2 separate regions of the Homo sapiens genome follow, and region 1 is linked to region 2. Evidence: read pairs that join two places in POLR2A ChIA-PET (ENCODE). Cell type or tissue: CD4-positive, alpha-beta T cell. All regions are shown on one strand. Each heading gives the region's core, and the rest is flanking DNA. Links, peaks and the distances in the headings are about the cores only. Region 1 holds the start of ZNF595 (zinc finger protein 595). Region 2 overlaps ZNF721 (zinc finger protein 721).

Region 1 (2,907 bases), core at 244-2,743, 420 kb after region 2:
GTGAAGGAAGCAGGTTCCTGCTGTAGATCCGGTCTGCGGTTGAGATGAGCCAGGAGACTTCTGGGCACTGCGTGTGTTTTTGGCAGAAAACGCTAGGCGCAAAGCTGCCATGGGCACAATTCCTGAGGTGGAATCCTGTACTGGGAAGAGTGGGGCAATGCGAATGCCCGGTGGGCGTGCTCAGGAGTGGACTAGCATTGGGTGGGGGCTGGCAGCAGGGTGCAGGGAAGGGATGTTTCTCAGAACTCCTTTCCTCTTTGTTCTGGGTCCCCTCTCTCCCCGGAAGGAGACCTGGAGGAAAAGGACAGTGCCCAGCGGGACAGCACATATGCAGAACCCGGCCGCGCCTCCCGCAGACACCAGGCATCTTTCTCCAGCCCAGGCTCAGCCATGTCTTTCTTCTGACAGAAAACGTGCGGAGTTTCCTCAACACCAGTCAATGCTCCAACCCCAACGCGGTGTCCAGCAACTCACTAACGACACCACCCAGAGTCAGCGCAGACCCCACAAGCTCAGCGCTCTTCCCACAACTGCTCCCGCTGCAGACGCCAGTCCCTGCCTCTGGACACCCGTCTTCATTTCTGAACGCCTGTCTACAAACCAGGGGCGCCCACACCCTCAAGTTCAGCAATGTGGCAGAACTACTCACAGAACTGAGAAGCGCCGTGCGCACCGACACCAGCGTATTCTAAAAGATGTTACTCAGGAACAGCCACGCGGAGGAGGTGCACAGGGCAAAGGGACTGGTGGAATAGTTGGAGCGGGCGGGTGATTTGCTTCGCTTGCTCACACACCTCACAAAAGCCTTTCCTTCAAGACCCGCTGGCAGTCCCCAAACCAGGAGCCGCGGCCGACGCTGTCCCATTAATGAGACCCCGTTTGCTCACATGAACTTTGTTTCGATGGGGCCTCGATCTCATTCCGAACAGGGTAAAGTAGGGACCGGACCCCCGGACCACAGCTCCTCCCAGGCGGGCACCTCGCACGCGGGCGCCGGCGTCTTCCAGATGAGCTCCTCCTCACCCCGCGGCCCAGGGAAGGTGCGGGGCTGCGGGCGCAGAACTGCACAAGGAGGGCCGCAGGCTGGGCCAGAGCCGCCGTGCGGGGACCGACAGGAGCCCGGTCCGTCACCGGAGGGGACTGAGGGCTGAGAGGCGGCAGCGGGGACTCCGTTCGCAGACTCGGTCCCGCCGCCGCCATTTCCCGCCGGTTCCGATGAGGCCTCCCCAGCCTCCGGACGCCCTGCCCCGCACACTCACCATTTCCCGACTTCAGGGTATCCGGGAGTCTTAGCTACAAATTGTCCAATACCCTCAGGTCACAGAGCAACGGGAGGCAGAGGCTGTGGCTGAATCACCGAGGCCTCCCGGAGCCGAGAACGCAGAGAGCTGAAGCCCTAAACCAAGCCCTCGCAGGAGCCAGAGGAAAACGCCGCGCCAGATCCCGGAAGCCAACCCCTCCTCTCTGGCTGCGGGCCTGATTGGGCAGTTCTCATTCCGACACTCTGATTGGATATTACTCCAATCCCCGCCCTCGGGCCTTGAGTAACAGAATTTGCAACCATACACTCCACTGATGTGGCAAGAGTGACAGGCTGGGGCCTCCAGGCCCTTTCAGGCGGGGCTTTCTCTCCCGGCTTGGCCTGACGCAGCCCAGGGGTGTTTTTTTTAACCTTGTTGTGTGTAAGGTTATGTCCACTTGTAAAATACACTTACACACAGACGTGCACACACGCGCGCACACACACGCGCGCACACACACGCATGCACACATGCATGCACACACACTTTTTCACAAACGGAAGTGATATAATGACAATTATTTTAATATTTTAGATTTCATAACCCTTCTGGCCGCTAGTCTTTTGAGTAGGACACCTGAGATTTTAAGAGGGAAGCAATCCTTTAAAAAATAAAATATTAATTTGTGAATTTTGCGTTTTTATTAGCCACGTCAAAAATAATATTTAAAGAGTGAAGTTGTTTGTAATAATTTTTAACTCATTGTATCAAAATATTGTTTTAATATGTGATTGATATATAATTAGAAATAAAGTATATTTCTGATCTAATTCTTCTAAACTCACTGTGTATTTTATGTATTTCTGATCTAATTCTTCTAAACTCACTGTGTATTTTATGTTTGCAGCACATTTTACTTCAAACCAGTCACATTCCAGGTACCCAGTAGCTACATATGGCAGGTGGCTGCCACATTGAGCGCAGCCATGAGGGCTCTCTTCCCTTAGGGAAGTGAGGGCCTGAACACCTCTTTTCTGCTGGAAGTAAGGGACCAGCCTCTCTACCAACTTTTCTCCTCAGGCTCAAGGGTGGGTGGGACAGTGCCCCTAGAGAGAGCAGGGGCTGCAAGCTGAGAGTATCCACGTGAAGACCACGGTTTCCCAGTTGCTGTTTGGTGGAGGTGTGGTGGTCTCCTCGGTTCAGCCAGGTCGGGACTCTTGTGCCACGACCAAAAAGAATGAAGCACACGGATACCAGAGAGTGAGCAAGGCAGAGTAGGATTTATTAAGCAAAAGGAAAGCTCTCAGAAGCAAGAGGGGACCTGAAAGCAGGTTGCCAGAAATGAGGCTGAGGTCTGGGTCTTTTATGTGGCAAGAACAAGTATGTCTTCTGTGGGTTCTGCCCAAATGGGAGGGGTAAAGTTCCTCACTAAGGGTGTTGCATCTGCGCATGCCTGGGATTGGCCACAGTGACTCCATTTTGGTTATTACCCATGAGTGCCTAAGCGAAACTTACACGAGGAGAGCCAAAACCACAATGCTAATGTCATGTTAATGACCTTATAATGAGCTGGGTCAAGTTAAGGACATTTGGGTTGATTTATTGCGCCTGTGCTAAGTTGGGACAGTCCCTTTGGAGCAACATCCTGGCATAAGAGGAAGTTCTT
Region 2 (2,907 bases), core at 175-2,674:
AAAACGGTGGGGGTGGGCTTAAGAAAATCTTTAAAGGCTGCTTTAGCTTGTGTTAGAAATAGCACGTTAGTAGGGGGAAGCTTTGGTATAGTGAGGTCTCGGTGGTAGTTGAAGCTATATTGGGACTAAGAGGTTGGCCATTCTTGTACTATGACCAAGTAGGACATTCCTACCCTGAATGAAGAGGAATTCATGCATAGCTAACAGGTTGAGGCATAGGAAGAATTGGTAGACTTTAGTAGTTGTGGAGCTGCCTATAGAGTGCTAAAAAAAGGTTGTTGACAATTAGTGCATATGAAGGTGATTTTAGCCAGAAGTATGAGTAATGACCATAGAGCATTAGGTTGCATAGTTCCACAGAAAGTAGATTAGGACCAAAGTGAGATGCTTGCTGATTAAGAGATACTGTGAACACAATGAGTATTAGAGAGAGAGATCAATACTCAGATTATGACTTTGAGGTTTAAATCTAGGAGGGGCATAGCAAACACTTCCCTGTAGAGGGTGATGGTTTACAGTAAAAAAAAATATTAGTAAGTCTGCAAAGAGTATTATGACTTGTAATATAAAGGCCAAAATATTACTAACAATTGCTGATGAACTAAGGCAGTCAAAAGTAAAATAACTAAATAATTAGGCTAAAAAAATTCATATTAGATAAAGCTAGCTTTTTTTTTTTGAGACGGAGTCTGGCTCTGTCACCCAGCCTGGAGAGCAGTGACGCCATCTCAACTAACAAGAAGCTCCGTCTCCTGGGTTCACGCCATTCTCCTGCCTCAGCCTCCCGAGTAGCTGGGACTACAGGCGCCCCCCACCACGCCCGGCTAATTTTTGTATTTTGAATAGAGACGGGGTTTCACCGTGTTAGCCAGGATGGTCTCGATCTCCGGACCTCGTGATCCACCCGCCCCGGCCTCCCAAAGTGCTAGGATTACAGGCGTGAGCCACTGCGCCCGGCCAACATTTTATTCATTTATTTGTTTATTTTTTGAGACGGAGTCTCACTCTGTCGCCCAGGCTGGAGTGCAGTGGCGCGATCTCAGCTCACTGCAACCTCCACCCCCCAGGTTCAAGCGATTCTCCTGTCTCAGCTTCATGAGTAGCTGGGATTACAGGCGCCCACCACCATGCCTGGCTAATTTTTATATTTTTTAGTAGAGACGGGGTTTCACCATCTTGGCCAGGCTGGTCTTGAACTCCTCACCCCGTGATCCCCCCACCTCGGCCTCCCAAAGCTTTGGGATTACTGGCGTGAGCAACCGTGCTCAGCCTAACATTTTATTTTTTAGAGGTTTGCTTTCCTCTTCAAATCTCAGGTGTCCTACTCAAAACACCACAGGCCAGAAAGGTTATGAAATGTAAAATATTAAAATAATTGTCACTATATTGTTTCCATTTGTGAACAAGTGTGTCTGTGTGTGTGCGCGCGCGCGTGCACAATTTATAAATTGACGTAACGTTACACACCAGAAGGTTAAAATGAACCCTGTGCAGAGCCAAGCCTAGCACAGAGATTAAGCGCCGCCTGAAAGTGCCTGGAGGTACTAGTCTGTCACTCTTGCCTCATTCAGTGCATTGTATGGTCACAATTTCTGTCATTCAAAGCCTGAGGGCGTGAAGCCTGGACCCATATCCAATCAGAGCGCTTGACTGAGAACTGCCCAATCAGGCGCGCAGTCTGAGAGGAGGGGGCGGCATCCGGGATCTTCGGCGGCCTTGGCCTGTTGCTTCAGCCTGAGCTCGGTTAGGGCCTCACTTCCCTGCTTCCACACCTCAGGGAGGCCTCGGTGATTTTGCCAGAGCCTCAGCCTCCATCGCTCTGTAACCTGCGGGTATTGGATGATTCGTAGCTAAGACTTCGCGACACCCTTGAAGCTGAGAAATGGTGAGTGTGCGGGGCAGGGCGTCCCAAGGCTGGGGAGGCCTCATCAGAACCGGCGGCAAATGGCGGCGGCGGGACTGAGTCTGCGAACGGAGTCCCCGCTGCCGCCGCTTAGCCCTCGGTCCTCAGTCCCCTCCGGTGAGGGACCCGCGCTCCTGTCGGGGTCCCCGCAAGGCTGCTCTGGCCCAGCCTGCAGCCCTCCTTGTGCAGCTCTGCGCCGCAACCCTGCACCTTCCCCGGGCTGTGGGGTGAGGAGAAGCTCATCGGGAAGACGCCAGGTGCGGCGTGCGCAGGTACCGCGTAGGAGGAGCTGTGGTCCAGGGGTCCTGTCCCTACTTTACGGAATGAGATCGAGGCCCCATCAAAACATAGAGTTCATGTGAGCAAACGGGGACTCATTAATGGGGCAGCGCCGGCTGTGGCTCGTGGCTTGGGGGCTGCCAGCGGGTCTTGAAAAAAAAGACTTTTGTGAGGTGTGTGAGGAAGTGAAGCGAATCACCAGCCCGCCCCAACTTTCCCACCAGTCCCCTTGCCCTGTGCGCCTCCTCCGCGTGGCTGCTCCCGAGTGGCATCAGGATGATGATTGGTGGTCTTGTCTTGGGATGAAAAGCGTTTGTGTTGGGGTAAGGGACTCTGTGTGCTGTGTCTGCTTTCTCTAGCCGAGTAGTACTATAATGGGTCCAGGTGGAGGAGCATCACCGTTAACAGGAGACTTGATAAAAGACGCTAACTCATGGACTCTTTTCAAACCTGCAAAATTTTGGTACAGTGAGGCCTTTAACATCAAATAATTGATATGCGCATTGAAGCTTGAGAGACAGTGCTTAGCTAAGTGACTCTCAGCCCAGTCTTCCCGTAGTGAAGTGAAATCATCACCTGTGCCCTCCCCTCACATCCTGTCTATTGTTCTGGGTGGAAACATTTCTGTTTTTTAAATTAAGTTCCTCGCATATTATAGCAAGGCCAAGGTCAAGCATGAGGACTTCCAGATATTTTCATGAGAGGTGAGTTCAACCTGTTTTCCA

Evidence for each region. Peaks named below come from ENCODE experiments on the same cell type or tissue, not always from the same donor. Only the 100,000 strongest peaks of a DNase experiment are listed, where the experiment ranks them.
Region 1: POLR2A ChIA-PET joins it to region 2 with 18 read pairs; 3 of 35 experiments call an interaction of 5 or more read pairs at or near these places.

Annotation. Positions count from the first base shown.
Region 1 is chr4:51,844-54,750 of GRCh38, reverse strand. It overlaps ZNF595 (zinc finger protein 595), which reads right to left and starts at 1,430. Exons shown (of 4, transcript NM_182524.4): 1 at 1,260-1,430. The coding sequence starts at 1,262. RefSeq lists enhancers at 1-627, 628-1,569. In CD4-positive, alpha-beta T cell, for the core only: no CTCF peak of the experiment used is centred there; no DNase peak of the experiment used is centred there; H3K4me3 peaks cover 226 bases.
Region 2 is chr4:472,959-475,865 of GRCh38, reverse strand. The region is part of intron 1 of ZNF721 (zinc finger protein 721); the gene reads left to right. It also overlaps the pseudogene ABCA11P and the pseudogene LOC100533735. Among named protein-coding and RNA genes, the nearest start is that of ZNF721, 25 kb to the left of the region's middle. RefSeq lists a silencer at 1,458-1,677 and an enhancer at 1,728-1,967. In CD4-positive, alpha-beta T cell, for the core only: no CTCF peak of the experiment used is centred there; DNase peaks (open chromatin) are centred at 1,645 and 2,165; H3K4me3 peaks cover 1,494 bases; H3K27ac peaks cover 1,054 bases.